Linked DNA regions of Homo sapiens: region 2 is linked to region 1. Evidence: read pairs that join two places in POLR2A ChIA-PET (ENCODE). Cell type or tissue: IMR-90. All regions are shown on one strand. Links, peaks and the distances in the headings refer to the core of each region. The heading gives the core; the rest is flanking DNA. Region 1 overlaps LOC349160 (a long non-coding RNA gene). Region 2 overlaps LOC349160 (a long non-coding RNA gene).

Region 1 (10,019 bases), core at 2,536-6,535:
ATGGCCAGATTTTTCTCATTTCCCAACCTCTGTGCAGAGCATGCTGGAATGAGTTATTGAGGGAAACTCTAAGAATAGAAATACTATTAATTCATGCATGTATAAAGTGCTTAACAGCTTACAAAACACATGCATACCTGCTACCTCATTAATCTTCACAACCATAAGAGATATGTTACTGATATTATTGCCATTTTACAAAGAAGAAAAAAAGGAGGTTTGGGAAGCATAAATAACTTTATAGGATCACATGGCTATTAAAAAGTGGAGTTGGAGCTACCATTTATATTTTTGATTGCAAGTGTGGGGAGTATCTACACTGAACTAAAAAATGACCAGCTAGCTCCAAAATAGAAAATACCTATAATTAGGCATGGTCCTCTCTGAACATAGCAAGTTATCTTTGCTGAATGCTAGATGTACATTCCACGCATAGAAGCAGAGAGGGCATTGGTGGAATTTGGTGCCTCTCCAAGCAGTGCTCCTTAGAATGCGATTCACATATTGGGTTGGTCTGCTGTTCGTAACTGGTCTCAAAGGAGATAAGTGCCAACATGGAGAGTAAGCATTTGGAATGTGGCATGGCAACTTCACAGAGTAAATCTGTATCTGTTGAATGACAAAAAATTGGAGTTTATATTTTGAATGTCCTTTTAAAAAAGTTTTATATTTTGTATTCATTTATGTTTATTGTATTTTACAAAAGGAGCAGCCCACAAGAAATTGTGGGAAGAAAATGGTTCCTCTCCCAGTTTTGCGTGCATGAGAAGCTCCACTTCAGGGGAGACTCACCTTGCCAAACTAGAGAATGCATCTGTGTTCAAATTCCTCAGGGCATCCTTAACAAGCTGTGTTCCACTCCACTGAATTGGCTTCCCGTGGATTCTCTCTGAAGGGCCCCTACATATTGTTTCCTGAGGAAACCTGAGTTTACACCAACATATCCTTGTCTGTAATGACCACTTCTGAAGAGTGGTTGCATTAGTTTTCTCTTGCTGTGTAAAAAGTTAGCCCAAACTCACTGGCTTATAACAACACCCATCTATTATCTTACAGTTTTGGTAGGTCAGAAGGCAGGGCACACATAACTGAGTCCCCTGCTCAAGGCCTCACAAGGTTGAAATCGACATGTTGGTAGGACTGCATTTTCATCTGGAGTTCAAGGTGCTCTTCCAACTCAGGTATGTTGCTGGCAGAATTCAATTTCTTGTGGCTGTAGGACGGAAGCCCTGTTTTCTTGCTGTCAGCCAAGGAGTGCCCTCAGGTCCTAGAAGCTGCCTCAGGTCTTAGCCAAATGGAGCTCACCAGAGGCAGTTCACCACATTTGTTTTCTTCCAAAGGAGTGGGAGAGAGATTCCAGTGTGTGACCTTCTTTTAAAAGGGTTACCTGATCAGGTTAGGCCCACCCAGGACAATCTCCCTTTTGATTAGCTCAAAGCCAACTGATTAATAGCCTAATCAATGACCTGGTATCCTGTTATGTTCATTGGTCCCAACAACAGTGAAACCGAGAAGATTATACCTGGCATGTATGTTCAGATGAGAATTTAGGGTGCATTTTAGAATTCTCACTACCACAGAGGTCGACACTTGATAAAAAGACACAAGGAAAATGCATTGCTCTATGAACTTGTCTTGCTACTCTCTTTAAAAAGTTTGCCTGGTAATACTATTAATTAAAATGTGTTACATTTCATTTATGTTGAACTTCACTGATTCCATTCCAGACTCTGCCCTCAATTTCAGAGAAGGAAGAATCATCTGTCTTAAGAGGTGTTTTGATCTTAAAATGCCAAAACAACAGTCTCTAGAGCCTTCATGAATCAAATTCAGACCCATCAATGCTTTCTACTGTGGCACTGCCAGATTGCTGGAATTATACTCATTACATCCAGCAGTTATGGGACTATGGGACTGTAAATGGAATAGAGCACATAATCTTAGGATGAGGTCAGGAGAAGTCAGACTTTGAAACTAACAAAATGGACACATAGTACAATGCATGACAGCATCTGTAACACTTCTTGGAGTGAAGTCTTTTAGATAATTTACTTTGGAAACTAAGGCACCAAAACCAAGATAAAATGAAATAAACTACAATCTTAGAAATCATAATAGTTCTGTCACTAGGTAATGTTATAACAGGAGGTTTGAACATGAATAAAAAATGCTGGAGAAGAAGTCATCAAAAATTAGAATTTTGCAGTCTCCAGTACTATTTAAAGACAATGAAACTCAAAATCATTGACTTAAAAAAAGAAAGCAATACCTGTGGTGGTTACACACAATATGAAGGAGTATCACTGAAGCTTAATAACTTTTCTCTTAATACCATTCAATTCTGTTCATTAGCAATAGGCACTAGCATTTATATGGTACTTTCAAAAAGAATATTTCATGTTTTTATAGACACACTTCAATTTATTCTAAGCTTAAAGTGTCAAAACCTCCTTCTCATGATGGTTTGTTTTGTCAAGTAGATTGTCTTAGTTAAAAAAAAAAAAAACAGACAAAAAAAGCAAGCAAGAAAGGTACTCTATGCAATAGTTAGAACCCTTTGGTGCTGCAACGAACAAATTTCTTCTAACTAAATTAAAGTGGCATTCACAAAAAGGATGACAAAGGACAATTCTTTTTTTTTTTTTTTTTTGAGACGGAGTCTTGCTCTGTCCCCCAGGCTGGAGTGCAGTGGCGCAATCTCGGCTCACTGCAAGCTCCGCCTCCCGGGTTCACGCCATTCTCCTGCCTCAGCCTCCCGAGTAGCCGGGACTACAGGCGCCCACCACCACGCCCGGCTAATTTTTTGTATTTTTAGTAGAGACGGGGTTTCACCGTGGTCTCGATCTCCCGACCTTGTGATCCACCCGCCTCGGCCTCCCAGAGTGCTGGGATTACAAGCGTGAGCCACCGCGCCCGGCCGACAAAGGACAATTCTTAAAAAGACATATAAACATGACATACAGATGTAAACACATGGAAGATTTGGAAGATTTTATTTAACTCATTAATTAATAAGAGAAATCATAGATGCTGTAACTATTTCAAAAAGCACTCAAAGTATCACACACTCAGTCTTATTAGAAATGCTGAAACATTTACAATGGATGCAAAAACTAATAAAACTGATTCATATTTAATATCCACAGATTGATAATCAATTGCATTCCACCAGACATAATTTGGATTTCTATGGACAGGAATCATTTGCATTGCTATTGGATTTCTACAGGTTAACTTCTTGTCAGCATTGTGAAACAGCCTAGTTAAAAACAGAATAAAATGAAGGCAGACACCTCTACAGGATCAGACAATCCTTGGAGGTTTCAGCATTTCACTGAAATGATATCCAGCAATCTCTTTTGCCCATTTCAAAATCTTGCCCTTGTATATAGAAAGATTTCCTAGACAACAAGTAAAGGATTCAGCAAGACTCTAGGAACAGGCCTGGAGTGGCATGCATTATTGAACTTAAAATATATTTTGCCTCCACTTTGGCTTTTTACATGCTTGCTCTCTCTTGCTGAGTACTTATTTTCTCTCTTTACAAATCCAAATAGTGGATAATGGTAAGGAACTAATTACTCTCAAGTTTATATGTGATATGTTGAAAAGCCCAGCCAACATTACTAATTTTTACATTACAGTGATGCAACCCAACCCTGAGGGTATAGTTACTCTTAAATGAACAGAATACACTAAATTTTTGACCTGAGCAGCATAATCTGGACTTCTTTGTGCTCTACCAAAGAATAACTACTTAGTGAGGCCCACAGAGAAAGAAGGAGGTGAATCAGTTAACATTAACATCAGTGGAGACAATCATATTATCCTCTCAGCCATGGCAAAGGGCTGGAGATGAGGGGGCTATTATAAACTAACTTTATTTTTACCAGTTTAGTGATCTTGTATAGATCAAAGTTTACAATTATCTGCCCTTTTGGGGGGTATAAATACTAAACTTAGAAATTCTAACTTTCAAATTAATGTATCTTTTTACTCAACCTTTCCTTTCCTAAAGACAGGCTTCCTGCTCCAGATTTGCTAACAGAAGGGGACACTGTGGGAACATCTTGATAATTGAGACATCGTTAGTCTAATTACTTATATCACACCCCTGCTTCACCTTCACCCTCCCCCATTTCTTCGAGAAGCATCTGCTAAATGTCAGTAGTTAAGATGTGTCAGACAGAATCCAGAACTGCATAGCTTAGTTTGCTGGGAGGTAGCCAGAGAGGAGAAGAGGAAGAAAAATATTCCTTTCTTTCAAATTCTTTTTTCAGTTGTTATGCTGATTGTTTTACAAAAGAGAAGAGTCCAACAAAAATCTAAAGATAGATAATTTTGTGCCTGAGTGAGTATGCGTGAGCACATTGGCGGGGGGGGGTTGTGTGTGTGAGAGAGAGAGAGAGAAAGAAAGATTTGCCAGTCAGGCAACAGTAAAGGTATACACACATGCGGGAAAAGGCATGACATCATTGGTATGATTCATTTGGTTGTTAATGATTTAATGGCTCTTTAAATAGGATGGAGAGTGGAACATATATAAAACTCAGCATACCACTTATACCCTGATGGATCAGACCTTAAAATATAGCTATTGAACTAGACGCCAGTCATTTCTAGGTCTGACTACCTGGGGAAGATAGCTATTACTAGCTGTTGATGGTCAAAATTATATATGTTGTATATAAAATGTAGAGGTAATAAAAATGTTCTTTTCTTCAAACACCACCACCTCATTTTCTAAGTAATGATGTCATCTACAATCACTAAGTATACTTGTTCAATTCCACAGAGTGGTAGTTCTCAACTTGGGGTACCCGTAGAAGACAGAATTCCATTTCAGACTTACTGCATCAGAATACTCAGAGGAGAAGTCCATTTTCAAAACCCCATAATATATTCTTATCTACACCAGGGTTTGAGAACCACTTTAGAGAAGGCTCCTGGTCTCTCTGAGCAGCCAGATCTATAATATCAGTAGCCATTACTAGGGAAAGGACATGTACAGTACAGGGTGGGGATATAAAATGGGAAGAAAACAGTAATAAATGTTTTTGGAAAATAAGTAATCATGAAAGCACAAGTCATTTAATAACTTGTTCATTATAGTATAGAAAGACCAAGGGAAAATATAAATATATACATAATTTATCCTCTACCTACTCTCACTTTTAGTTTAGACCACCATTGACATGTTTCTCCTCACCAGACTAAACACAGGTAACTCTGTATTCTCAATGAGGGTAGGGACCTTGCTGTGCTCTTTGCTGTATTTTCAGTTTGGGGCATGTAATATGAATGTAAATATTTGTTGAACAAAAAGAATTATGTACTCAGAATCAGAAATAATTTTGGGTTATAACTTCTTTGACTTAGACACAATTTTTTAATTTTTGTTCTGTTCTGTTTGGCTAAGCTTCACTATTCCGAGAAATGATTATGGCGCAAAAACCCTTCACGTCTTGTCTACTTCATTCCATCACCAGGGACATAGAAGAGCTTTTACTACTCCACAGTGCCATATGCCTCTGAAGTCAAATGTCCCTCCATGTTCCCTAATGGGGAACAAATTTTTCCATTTGTTCCCCGTTAAAATAATATAAAATTTTTCATCAAATTCATATTCTTTGCTCCAATATCTGAATTTTGTTTTCAGGGCCATTAACAAAATCAAAAAAGTAAAATATAGTGGACAGATGCACCTTGTTCCTGCTCCTTTCCCCTGAGCATATCTCATTCATGTATATATGAATATATATATTCCCCTGAGCATATATCATTCATATATATACACATATATGAATATATATACACACACATATATGAATATATATACACACACATATATGAATATATATACACACATATATGAATATATATACACACACATATATGAATATATACACACATATATGAATATATATACACATATATGTATATATATTCATATATATGTATATATACATATATGTGTATATATATTCACATATATGAATATATATACATATATATGAATATATGTATATGAATATATATACACATATATGAATATATATTCATATATGTGTATATATGTATATATATGCACATATATGAGTATATATACGTATATATGAGTATATATACATATATATGAGTATATATACATATATATGAGTATATATACACATATGAGTATATATACATACATGAGTATATATACATATATGTGTATATATACATATATATGAGTATATACATATATGTATATATATTCATATACATGTATATATATTCATATATGTATATATTCATATACATGTATATATATACATATATGAATATATATACTCATATATGAATATATATACTCATATACATGAATATATATACACATATACATGAATATATATATACATATATATGAATATATATACACATACATATATATGTATGTATGTATATGTGTGCGAGTGTGTGTGTGTGTGTGTGTGTGTGTGTGTGTGTTTGCTTGTTCCTTAGTAGAAAGATGTTACTTTTGGCCATGAAATCACCCACTTCTTCTTCCAACTGTAGCAAAATTAACACAAGTGGAACTTTTGCTCACTTCTCTTGTTTCTATAATTTACTATGTGGTTCAGGCCTTTAGTTGAAACTGCTTTGAGTTATTAAAGGGAACAACATGTTTTCCTTTAACTGAACATTTTACAACATTTAATAAACCAAAATAACTCATTCATAGAAATATATTTATTGGACATCTCCTATGCTTCAGGCACTGGGGGTACAAGTTGAATAAGGCACAGTCTCTGGACACTTTCTAGGGGAGAAGACATACAATCAATATGTGTAAATCAAGGATTACCATGTGAAAACTATCCTGGTAGAAATATTGATATGGTTCCATGAGAGTACAGAAAAAGGATAACAAAACATGACTAGATTCTAAGGAAAGACTGCTTAGTAGAAGTGATGCTTGTACTGAAGCTTCGAAGACGCCAAAAAGCTACATGATAAGTATGTGTTGGAAGGGAGTAGAACACTCTTAAGGCAAACTGAATGACAGTATTAGGTATGAAAGTGTGAAATATAGGAAGACATATTTGGGAAATTAGAGTCTGGTACAGTTGGAAAGCATACGGAAGTGTGGAGGGAGATTGCAATACAAGCAGTAGAATGAGACGGAGAACGTATGGCAATTGAACAGAAGTAAATAAACTGATGGGCAGAGAGTTCAGAAATAGACTCAAATATAACTTAGTGTATGACAAAACTGTTAGTTCAATATGAGAAAGGCAACTGACTTTTCAATAGTGGCTGGGGCAACTGGGTAGTCATCTAGGGCAAAAAAAAAAGAAAAAACTGTAGCTCTATCTTACTTACAATAGCAAATTCAATTTCAGTTGACTCAAAATGCACAAATCATAACATAAAGTCTTCAGAAGAAAATATAGATAATGATTTTCTTATTAGTGGTGTCCTCTATAAGACATGACATCTAAGGTAAGAAAATGTAAAGAAAAATGTTGAACATCCTACTGACTTTTAAAAGAAGAGCAAGAAATTTTGAATTACGTAAGTAGCTTAAAAAATTTAAGGTGCTACTGACAAAATGGAAATATACACCTGCAATATAATTTTGATAACAGTGAATTTAGTAGTTACCTTTATTATCATTATTATTTTATGTTTTTTTATCATTTATAGGCATCATTTAATTTAATCATTTCAATAACTCTGTATTCCTATTTTACAAATGAAAGATACATAAATCTCAGTAAGCTTGTTCAAAGTCCTAGAGCTAGTAATTCTTGCACTACAGTTTGCACTAAGCTTGGATTGATTCCAAAGCCTATGTACTTAAAAATTATAATACTACATCATAAAAGGATAAATATCCATTTACACAAAAATTCCTACAATCAATGAAAACCAAAAAAAAGTATGTTAGAAAGAAAAATGGGTGAAGTATAAGAACAGATGACACTTTCTCTTTCTCTTTTAACCCCTTATTACTCATACATTGCCATATACATAAAAATTGGCACTAAGTAGTAAAAAAAAAAAAAGAAAATATTTACTAATCAAAAACAAAACATAAAAATTAGAAACAAGACATTACTTTTTACCTATCAATTTGGCAAAGATTAAGAAAACTGATTTATCTACTTTGAAGATAAAGTGAGGGAAATATCCTCCCTGGTACTTTTAATGGGAGTATAAATATGCATAAACTTTTGAAAAGTATTTTGGAAACATTTACCAATGTTTTAGTTTATATATCCTTTGACTCAGAAGTCACATACAGGTACATTTCCTAAATTGCTGATCAGATAAGCATGCAAATTTGCAGATAACATGCAGATAATTCATCACATTCAAAATGTTTCAAGAACTAGAAACAATTTGAATGTCCAGCATTATGGAATTGGTTAAATAGAGTCCAGTCATGTATCCTGGTTTTCCTAGGACAATTCCAGTTCATGGCTCTTGTTTCATGATGACTGTAAATAGGGTTCCCTTTCACTCTCAAGTTGTTTCATTTTGAAAAAGTATAAGATCAGCTTATTTAAATATTTTAAACAATACATTTCTCTATGGTCATTGAAAATGACAATGTAAATCTCTATCATCTGACATTAAATGTCTTATGTAACAGTTTTGAATTAAAAAGACAGTGTATAAAACAGGTTACAAAATATAACTACTATAGTTTTAAATATGTATAAATGTGTATGCACACTCATCTATCTATTAGATATTTATTACTATCATAAATTAATAACTGGTGGGCTTCAGGCAGTTTTTTATTATTCATATTTTTATAGTTTGAACTTTACAATAAACATATGTCACAATAAATACAATGAAGCTGTTTTCATTTGAGAAGAAAAGCAGGTCATGAACATGCAGATATCTGGTAAATCAGATAATATTTTTAAAAAGTAAGTTAAACAAATTTCTTTGTGCCTATTAGATATTAAAGTAAACTCTTCAAGTTAAAATACATTTAGTTTCAATATAAAATATTATTTTTATGAAAAGGCACAGAGGCTTATTAAATTCAATAAAAGTTAATCTTATTACTAATATTTAGTAAAGAGATATATGATGGATGGATAGATAGATAAATAGGTAGAGGACAGTTCCAGAATTAAGCTACCAAGTATTTAGATAGATAAATAGATATAGTTCCAGAATTAAAGCTACCAAGTACTTCTTCCAGGAGCAGTTTGGCTTTTCCCCTGTGGCCTCTGCCTAGGCTGGTGTACCCTGTGGAGCACCGAACATTTGTGACAGGGCCAGCTGTGGCAGATGCTACTCCAGGATGACTTGAAAGTAGGGCATCCTTAACCCATCTGAAGAGGGAAAATAGTGGCACGCAACAGTCTGCATAAGGGTTTTTCAGATACCTTCACCTGAATGAGAAACCTGCCTCTAACAGGACCTCAGATGTCTGATAGAGCTGTGTGACACCAAGATAAGTAATGATGTCAGCAAGGTGGTAGAATAGGATAGTCTAGTGCTCAGCACTTTACAAAAATATCAATTTGAACAACTATCAACACAAAATAATACCTTCACAAGAGCTAAGAAAACCAAGTGAAAGATTACAGCATCTGGGTGTAACAAATAAATAAGAAAAGACTGATTGAAGGGAATAAAAACAGTTTCTCATTACCCACATTATTCTTTCACTCATCCCAGGCAGTATGGCTCAGATACCTATTGCATGGGAAAGGAGAATGAAATGAGAAGCAGATTTTCCTCTTACCCCAACACAAGCCCCACCTCAGTAAAACTCAGTAATAGGCAGGTCCCCACAGCCTCATACTCCAGGCTGGTATCTGAAGACTTAGAATCCATCCAGGTCAGGCTCAAGCACCTGTAAATCTTCACTTCAGGCTGGCTCTTAACATATAGGCTCTAAGTCCACTGCTACAAACCAGGTAACAGGCTAGCCTGGCCATTGATCACACCATATTGTGTGAACAGAATCTCTGAATAAGCTGACTGATGAAGGGTTTTCTCTACTG
Region 2 (10,019 bases), core at 3,883-7,882, 120 kb before region 1:
TATACATATTATATGCTTTATTTATAAAAGAGAAAGAACATGTTTAAAGAAACAGTACTAGGAATTTAATGGAAAATGACTTGCAAATGCAGGGAATGAGGTATGTACCAATGGAAAATATTCAGCATACCAAAGGAGTATTGGCTCAAGTGTTGATGATGCATATATACAAAGACATTTCAACTTCCAAATTCAGTGCTGAGGAAGCAGTGATGCCAAGTCTCAGAAAGAGTTGAAGAATAATATTTACATGCTGTGTCCTTGGATGTGTTTTTGCCAAACTATATCCCTAAATGAATCCTTACGCCAGTCAGAAAATACAACAAATACAACAATAAAATATTTTGCTTTTTTAAAAAAGACAATGATTCATCATGACCAGACATTGTGGCTCACGCCTGTAATCCCACCACTTAGGGAGGCAGAGGCGAGAAGATAGCTTGAACCCAGGAGATGGAGACCTGCCTGGGCAACATGGTGAGACCCTGTTCTCCACAAAAAGTAAAAAAAAGACAAACAAACAAAAAACCACTGTAACTCCCCTTATCAAATGATTCATCCTGTTTAGAATATCTCTGTGAGTATCTTGGAAACCAGACTCTATACTCCTGACTACTCTTTAAGAGAATGTCAATTAGTGCAAGTTCCTCACTTGATTAAGTACTAATTTCAGTGCAAATTACGGGGAGCTCTGGCTCTACCCTTAAAGACTTTTCATTTTGCTTTCACTATCTACCAGATGAAAATTGCTCAGGAGTACTCTTTCTACCAACTGTTCTACATTTCTGGCATTCCTAAAGTGTTGGCTAGATGGACTCCAGGTTTGCCTGGTTTCTAGATCGGTACTTAGTGGACTAGATGTGTCAGGAAGCATTCCTGTTTTTGTATAATTTCCACAAAGAATTGATTTTAAGACATCTATCCAATATGGTTTTCCTCTCTCCAAACAAGAAGAAAGTCAACACCCACAAAAACTCATATCAAATGTTCTCAAGTGTACACAGGTCACCATGGTGACTTGGCTTGGAGCTGACTATGTTCTTGTCAATGAGGTGGTAGCAATTCCAACCCCAGGAAGAATTCATTCAGAAGTATTCGTGCACTCAAGTTTATGATATAAACTTAGATTCTTTGAGTCTTGAGGTTGGTTACAACCTTATTTATCATTTATCCCCACTTTCAAGAGCAGATGCTCTCTATAAACTGTAATGGTCATAAAGACTTTGCTTCAGCCTCCCTGGAAATCAGCAGTTCAATTTCCTTGACACTTCACGCTGGCCTCTGTCTCATTTCATTATTCTATTCTGATCTGATCTTATCTATAACCTCAGCTTTTATTATCATCTTAAATGTGACAGAACATAAATCTTACCTCCATTCCAGGCTTCTCCATTGAACACCAGCACTGTATAGACTATTGTCTACCCACCTGAGCACCCCTCATGGATTTCTCACACCTTTCTCAACCTCAACATGTTCAAGGCTACCTTCCTGATTTCACCCTCAAAAGTGGCCCCATTCTGCTATTTCCTAACCCATCTTCTACTCAGTTGCACAAAATGGAAACCAAAGCACTACCTTTGACTTTCACCTCTAATTATACCTCCAGTCCTCCCAATTTTACCTCATAAATATCAAATCTGTTAAATCTATGAACTTCTCCCATTTCCACTAATACCTCTACACAGCACAGGTAGCCTAACTGATTTTACCACATCAGCTCTGACCCCATCCCATATGTCTTCTATACTGAAACCAGAGCAGTCTTTTCAGAAGGCAAATCTGCTTCAGATCTGTGGGTGATTCCCTCCTTTGCCAAAGTCCAGAATCCTTTATCTGGCCTAGGAGCACTTCAAGGCATAGCCCCTCCTTCCTCTCCATCCTCACCTCTCACCACACTCCCATGTGATTGCATAGCGCTTGCCACATTGGCACAAGCCACACCTGTCCTCATCATGCACCCCCTGCTAAAGGACCTTTGCACATGCACTTAATCATACTTTGCCTGGAAAGCTCTCCTCACCCATCATTACCTGGATAGCTCCTAAGTACCCTTTGCATCTCAGATCCAGGATGAGACTTTCTGGTATACCTCCCTGAGTGTTCTAACTACATCAAATCCCCTACTATAGCCCCCATAGCAATTTTCATAGCTGAAATTTTATTTATGCATGAGAGATCATTTGACTAAATTTTTGTCTCCACCTATAGAATATACGCTTTGAAAATTCAAAGACCACATCTACATTTGTTCACCTAAGACAGTGCTTTATACATGATCACTCTTCTCTCACTAACATTTTTTCCTTACTTTCTAGATATCTAAATTTGAGAAAGTTATTTAATTTCTTCATATGTAAAGACAGTCAATATCTATATATACATAGTATTGCTATAAATTATATATATATTTATACAAGCACTAATTTGAGGATTAGAAGTAATTAGAGTTTGAAAAGCTCCTAGCAGAGTGCCTGACAAAGAGGAGTACTCAAAGTTGTATATGTGTAACACTTACTGTCATGGAAAACTGAAATAGAGACCAAAGATTTCAGAGCTTTTAGCCTTCACTTTGCAGAGTCCTAAGTGTCCTGTAAACCCAGCCGGTGCTTTTCTGAAATAAGTGAGACTTCTGGAAACTCCAGACCATTTCCTCAATAAAGGGAATTAACTATGAAACACTCCAGATAGAATATAATTATTCTTTTCTTTTGAGACATTGCTCAAATCATTTTAGCGTTTTGCTTAAATAGTCACGTAAATTACAGTAATAAGGTTATTCATATCTTACACTGTTCTAGCTCATTTTACATTCCAGGTATTTTTTTAGATCTGGTGTTAATCATATGAGAAATTTTTGTACTTATTTTATAGATGAGGAACTGGAAGCTCTCTGAGATCAAGTAATTGCCCAAGGTCACAGATGCATGTGGAATAGCCAAGACTCAAATCTAAAAGTGGTTAATTATACAGCAAGCACCTGAGAAGCAGCTTGACCTGGTTTCCTCGGTCTAAACCTCTGGGGAATATGTATATATCTATATATGTATAATATATATGTATATGTAATGTATATTTACATATATAATATATAATATACTTATATAATGCAATATATATGTACAGTATATATTCCTATATTAATACCTCATTAATAGATTTCTTTTCATTGTTATTTCTATTTATGGTTTTATTGTTAATAAAACCATGGTACATTTATGATAAGTGACAATATTATTGTACAGTTGAAGTATCATACAACATTACAGCATTATTTTATTGCTAATTTCTTTGTACATCCAGCTCAAGCAGCTAGTTGAAATATTTTCCAGGATTGCAACCCCCCAGGGGATTTTCAGGGTGACCCAAGTGATGCCTCCTGAAATGCCCAGTTTCTATGGTGCAGCCAGATAGCTGAAGAAGCTACACCCAGACAGGCTGTGCTTGATGCTCCCCCATTGTCTGGTCCATAAATATAACAGGTGTCTGAGAGAGCTCGGGGCCTGCAGAATTTGAGGGCAAGGCCGGCTTGGGGACACAGCAAAAAGGGTCTCTTCTCCCAGCCCTTCTTTTCCACCAATGCCCTGTCCTTTATCCCCAAGACCTGCAGTCCCCAGTGAGAAGTGTTTGCCCAGCTCTCAATCCTACATTAAAGGAAACTTCCACTTTGGAGACTTGACCAGGGAGCTCTGCTTCTTGGGCCCACAGAGGCAACTTAAGTCTAGGCCTGAGTTTCCCCCCTCTTTAAACCCTCCTGAGCCTCTTACAGTTATAGAGCTTCTTGAAATTTCTATTAGATGGTCAGATACTTTGACATTAGTCTTTAAACAGAACTATTCTTATTAATCTCAAGCAAAACCATAGAAACCATTGTTAGTGGAACAAAATGCCCCTTCACAAAGTGCCTACCAATTTATACAGTGAACATCACACATTTCACCCAAGCTAATCCTTATACCTACCCTATAAGGTGGACACTATTATCACTTTTTTCAGATAAGGGATATTTGATTTAGAAGTTAAATGACTTGGCCTATATCACTTTGATTTCCTGCACATAAGGAAACAAATTGTTCTCTCGCATTTATTTAATTTTAATTTTAGAGACATTGTCTCACTATGTTGCCCAGACTGGTCTCAAACTCTTGGGCTCATGTGATCCTCCTGCCTCAGCCTCCCAAGTAGCTGAGACTATAGGCACGTGCCACTATGCCTGGCTTGTTCTCTCAATTTAAAAGCGCACACTCAGGCAGTAGAAGATTAAGGGACCAAAAATAGAGTTGATATGTGCTTATAGTAGAGGTTATTGTATCTTCCAACCCTAATGAGGTGGAGTTTATAAGTCAAGTCTTTCCAGGGTTACTCTCAGATAACTTCAGAATATTGTTCCAAGGTAAACAAATGCTACTTGGGGTCATGTCAGTCCAGACTAGTTGGCTACATTTTTTCCATGGGGTTGGTTGGGGCCAGCCATGAGATCCAGTGGTTTTAGTTTTTTTTTTTATTTACTTCAAAATAGCATGCCCATTCAAATGGCTACTATATTCACTTTTCAAAATAATTTATGAATAATCAAGATCTGATATGTTAGATAGAATCCAACTTGCTAAAATTAAATTCTTTCCTTCTATTTTGTGTATGTGGTGGAGGGAGGAGGGTGAGCAAATCAAAGTCATCTTTAGAAATATTTTAGGATAAATTCTGATGAAGCTGCTTGAGGTTTTCAAATTAAATTACTGAATATGAAAGCTGATGTTTCCTATAGAAAAGCAGTGTTTTCAATTTTATTTATTCACTTCCAAGAGCTCTAATCATATTTCTCACATGAACTGTCTCAAGAGTCAGTAACAATTTTTTGATTCAAAGGAAAATCAGACCTGCAAGAAAAAGTCAGATTGAAGAGATAGGCTAGAGCTAAGGACTGTAGCAAATTACGGAGTTCCCATTAGTGAATGACATAGAGCTAGAACAGACAATTGAAGGGAGCAATAGAGAGAGATCTGTTCAGGTAAGCGGCTGGCTTAGCGTAGGAAGCACAATAAAATACTTTATCATCGGTCATTAGGCAGAGTCCTTACATCTGGATTCCAACATTATGTATCAAGCCATGCTGAGTATCTTTCTCCAGCCCCTTCTGGTCCACTACATTCTCCATCCTGCTCTGTGGATTTTGGGAAGCTGACCTGTATGCATCGCATTAATATGCTTCTTAGCCATAACTAAAACTTATCTTCTAGTTTTTAGTTGAGGTCACCCACCACAACTTGGCTGTGTCCTCCTACAAGAGGCCAACCAAGTGGCCTGCAATCTAGGTCCAGTAACTTCTCCCTCCCTTGGCCTTTCAGGCTGAAGGGTGGTAATGGCACTTCTCTGTTACTAGCCCCAGCATCTTGCACTGTTCTCTTTTGTATGGATTTCCTAAACACCATCCTCACCTCTGTACATAGCGCCTTTATTAAACTTTCCTCAATGCATCGATTCTGAATGGATTGTTACCTACTATGTCCTTAGGTAATAAACAAGTATTGTTTATGAAAGTAGAAAGCATAAGATTCTTTAATTTCCATGAAATGTTTAAAAGGTAATTTAGGACTCCAATTCTGAAGCGATGGATTCAAAAGCCAGAATATCAGGACGAGCACAAGGATTGAGAATTCAGAGGACAATAGAAAATTAGACATCTATTTTAGAGTTACGACTTAATTTGATGGTTTGACCAAACCAACCAGGAGCCAATTACTACAAATTCTTTCATTTGTTCATAAAATCATTTATTCAGAAAATATTTATGGAGTGAAAGTGATTTATCTGGCTCTATTCTGGGGTTTTGAGATCCAGTACTGCACAGGGAAGATCCAAAAGTTTTTTCCATCACATAGACTGTGTAGCTGAAGCCAAGTGGATATACATAAAGATGATTTTAAACAAAGTGTCACAGTGGTTATTTAGAAGACGGTTTTGAAATATTTACTCATTATTATAATCTGAACTCAAGATTAACATATCTTCCCAAAACGAAGACAAAGAACACATTTGCTCTACATAAATGATAAGTAGCAATGAACAAAATGAAAGAAAACATGAATCAACACTCCAAATCTCTAAAATATTTACCACTGTTCTAAAATTGAGCTCTTTTGATTGGAAAGATAAACATAACTATGAAAATCATTAGAATCACTAAGAAATTCAGATTTTGAGAATTTGAAGTTATTGCATTATATAAGCAACAGAACTAGTTCTTGTACTAGGCAGGGGCATATTTATTCTCTTTATCTGAAGGCAAGTAAGATCATCTTACTCTTTTGGAACATTTGGAAATATTTCCTAAGTTTGGTGAAGACTCTTACATTATTTAGATGCCAGTTATCTGTGAGACAAACTTAAGTATTCTGATATTTTGATTATCCCTACCTCTTGCTTCTTCTGTCCTGGTCTCCTCATCAACAAAAGTGTGAATTATAAGTTTCTTTCTGAATCAAATATAATAATGTGTTTCATTTTGTATGTTATTTCATTTGGTCAGAAATGCTCAAAGTTTAGAGGCTTAAAAACACATTAAAATGTCCACTTAAATCAAGAAGAGATAAAGATCTTTACAGACACTACCAATTACAGAATATCTCATGAATTGAGTGACTATTATTATCTGCCTCCCTTTTTAATATCATACATTTGAGAAAAACACTTTAGAAACTTAAGCTTTTTAAATGTAAAATGTAAATGTATAGAGACTCTGGAAGATAATCTTGGAAATACCATTCTGGGCATAGGCCATGGCAGAGATTTCATGAAGACCCCAAACAACATTGCAACAAAAATTCGCATATGGGACCTAATTAAACTAAAGAGTTTCTGAACTGCAAAATAAACTATCAACAGAGTAAACAGACAACCACCAGAATGGGAGAAAATATTTGCAAACCATGCATTTGACAAAGGTCTAATAGCCAGATTCTATAAGGAACTTAAACACATTAACAAGCAAAAAAACAACCTCATTAAAAGGTGGGCAAATGACACAAATAGATAGTTTTTAAAGAAGACATATGCGCAGCCAGCAAGCATATGAAAATGCTCAACATCACTAATCACTGGAGACATCCAAATCAAAACCACAATGAAATACCATCTCACACCAGTCAGAATGGCTATTAAAAAGTCAAAAAAATACAGATGCTTGTGGGGTTGCAGAGAATAAAGAATGTTTATACACTGCTCGTGTGAATGTAAATTAGTTCAGCTACTGTGGAAAGCAGTATGGAGATTTCTCACAGAAGTAGCGGGGCATGGTGGCATGTACCTTTAGTCCCAGCTCCTGGAGGATGAGATGGGAGGATCGCTTGATCCCAGGAGGTGGAGGTTGCAGTGAGCCAGTCTTGCCACTGCACTCCAGCCTGGGCAACAGAGGGACACCAACACCCTGTCAAAAAAAAAAAAAAAAAAAAAAAAAGAACTTAAAATAGAACTACCATTGAACTCAGCAATCCCATTACTGGGTAAGCACACAGAGGAAAGTAAATTGTTCTACCAAAAAGACATGTGTACTTGTATGTTCATTGCAGCACTATTCACAATAGCACAGATATGGAATCAACTTAGATGCCCATCAATGGTGGATTGGATAAAGAAACTGAGGTACAACGTATACACCATGCAACACTATGTGGTCATAAAAAAGAATGAAATCATATCCTTTGCAGCAACATGAATGCAGCTGGAGGTCATTATCCTAGGCAAACTAATGCAGGAAGAGAAAATCAAATACTGAATGTTCTCACTTATAAGTGGGAGACAAACATTAAGGAAACATGGACACAAAGAAGGGAAAAATAGACACTAGGGCCTACTTGAGGGTGGAGGGTGGGAGGAGGGTGAGGATCATGAAACTACCTATCAGGTACTATGCTTATTACCTGGGTGATGAAATATCTGTTCACCAAACCCCCATGACACACAATTTACCTATACAGCAAACCTGCACATGTACCCCTGAACCTAAAATAAAAGTTAAAAACAAAAAAGAAAGTTACTCTTTGGGAAAGGGTCAGACACAAATGATAGATCACATAAAAAGGGGAATTGCTTTTTAAAGAGATGAGATTATTTTAAAAAAAAAAAAAATGGCCAGACACCGTGGCTCATGCCTGTAATCCCAGCACTGTGGGAGGCAGAGGCAGGAAGATCACGAGGTCAAGAGATCAAGATCATCCTGGCCAACATGGTGAAACCCTGTCTCTACTAAAAATACAAAAATTAGCCAGGCGTGGTGGTGCACACCTGTAGTCCCAGCTACTTGGAAAGCTGAGGCAGGAAAATCACTTGAACCTGGGAGGTGGAGGCTGCAGAGAGCCAAGATCGTGCCACTGCATCCAGCCTGGGTGACGGAGCAAGACTCAGTCAAAAAAAAAAAAAAAAAAAAAAAGAGGCCTTGATATCCAAGCAGAAATCATAAAGAAAAAAAAAGATTTTTATGTTTGTTTTTGAAAACTTTTTAAAAAATTTGTTACAAAACTTCCTTTAACAACAATAAAGCCAGACTAGAAATTAATTGCAATGTACGCAATGAAAAATATTAATGTCCTTAATATATAAACAGCTTTTGCAGATCAACAGCAAAGAGATAAACTTCATAAACAATTGGCAGAATATATGAAATGGTGGCCCTCCAAAAACAGAAATATAAATTAAAGACTATTTGATATAGAAAAGTTTATATTCTTATTATTAATAAAACGTAATTTAAGGCAATAAAGATATTCCATTTTATATGGATAATTATTGCATTTCTTTAAAAGGACAATTTGTAATTTCACTACATGTACGAGTTATTTCCAGACTGCTGATGAACTTGTTTGTATTTCTGTTTTCATGAGAAATTTGAAAATTTGCAATAAAATGGTAAAAGCGAAAATTACTTTAAAAAAAAATGAAAGAGCTGCTTGTATGAAAACACTAATAAAATTGGCAAACCTTTAGAAAGATGAACAAAGGAATATAAAGAGCGAATATACTAATTCCTGATCTCAGAAGTTAAACAGCATATATCACTATACATCCTGCAAATAACCCAAAGGATGATTACAGAATGCTACAAAAAATTATGCATGTATAAAATGGACAACTTTGATAAAACAGGTCACCTCCTTGAAAATACAAATAATCACAACTCATCCAATGTGAAGTAAATAATTTGAATAGCTCCATAACAATTAAGAAAATTGAATTAATAATTTAAAACTAATAGCCCCCCAAAAAGTCACCAGGCGAGATGGTTTCACTGGAAAATTCTACCAAACATTTAAAAAAGAAGGAAAATAGCCTTTTCACCAAATGATGCTAGAGCAATTAGACATCTACAACAAAAATGTGAACTTCAACCTAAGCCTCATACCTTATACAAAATATAATTCAAATGCATTATAAAGTTAAAAGTAAGTATAAATTTACAAAACTTTTAGGGAAAAAAAAACAAAAAATACTTGATTTCTAAGGCTAGAAAGAGTGTCCTTAGATTTGACATCGAAAGCATGAGCCATAAAAGGAAAAACTGATAAATGAGATTTCATAAAAATTAAAAACCGTTGCTCTCCGCAAGACTGTGGACAAGATGAAAAGAGAAGATATGAACAGTGAGAAAATATTTGCAAAAATAGTATACAGAATATTTGAAGCGCTTTCAAACCTCCACAATAAAAAAAGCAAGCAATCGAATTAGAAAATGAGCATAAGACATGAACAGACATTTCACAAGAGAAGATACACTGACATCAAATAAGTATTAGCCATCAGGGAAATAAAAATGAGAACCACAGTGAAATATCACAACACACTAATGACAATGGCTAATACATACATAAACAGCACCAAATGCTGGCCAGGATGTAGGGAAATTAGATCACTCAGACATTATTAATGGGAATGCAAAATAGTACAGTCACTCTGGAAAACAGATTGGCAGTGTCTTAAAAACCAACCACGTATTTACTATCCAACCCAGCAATTTGTACTCCTGAGTT

Evidence for each region. Peaks named below come from ENCODE experiments on the same cell type or tissue, not always from the same donor. Only the 100,000 strongest peaks of a DNase experiment are listed, where the experiment ranks them.
Region 2: POLR2A ChIA-PET joins it to region 1 with 15 read pairs; 1 of 35 experiments calls an interaction of 5 or more read pairs at or near these places.

Annotation. Positions count from the first base shown.
Region 1 is chr7:137,147,086-137,157,104 of GRCh38, forward strand. The region is part of intron 1 of LOC349160 (a long non-coding RNA gene); the gene reads right to left. Among named protein-coding and RNA genes, the nearest start is that of PTN, 190 kb to the right of the region's middle. In IMR-90, for the core only: no CTCF peak of the experiment used is centred there; a DNase peak (open chromatin) is centred at 4,456; H3K27ac peaks cover 1,903 bases.
Region 2 is chr7:137,025,491-137,035,509 of GRCh38, forward strand. LOC349160 (a long non-coding RNA gene) reads right to left here. Exons shown (of 4, transcript NR_046103.1): 2 at 7,304-7,423. Among named protein-coding and RNA genes, the nearest start is that of MIR490, 130 kb to the left of the region's middle. RefSeq lists a silencer at 659-859. In IMR-90, for the core only: no CTCF peak of the experiment used is centred there; no DNase peak of the experiment used is centred there; H3K27ac peaks cover 159 bases.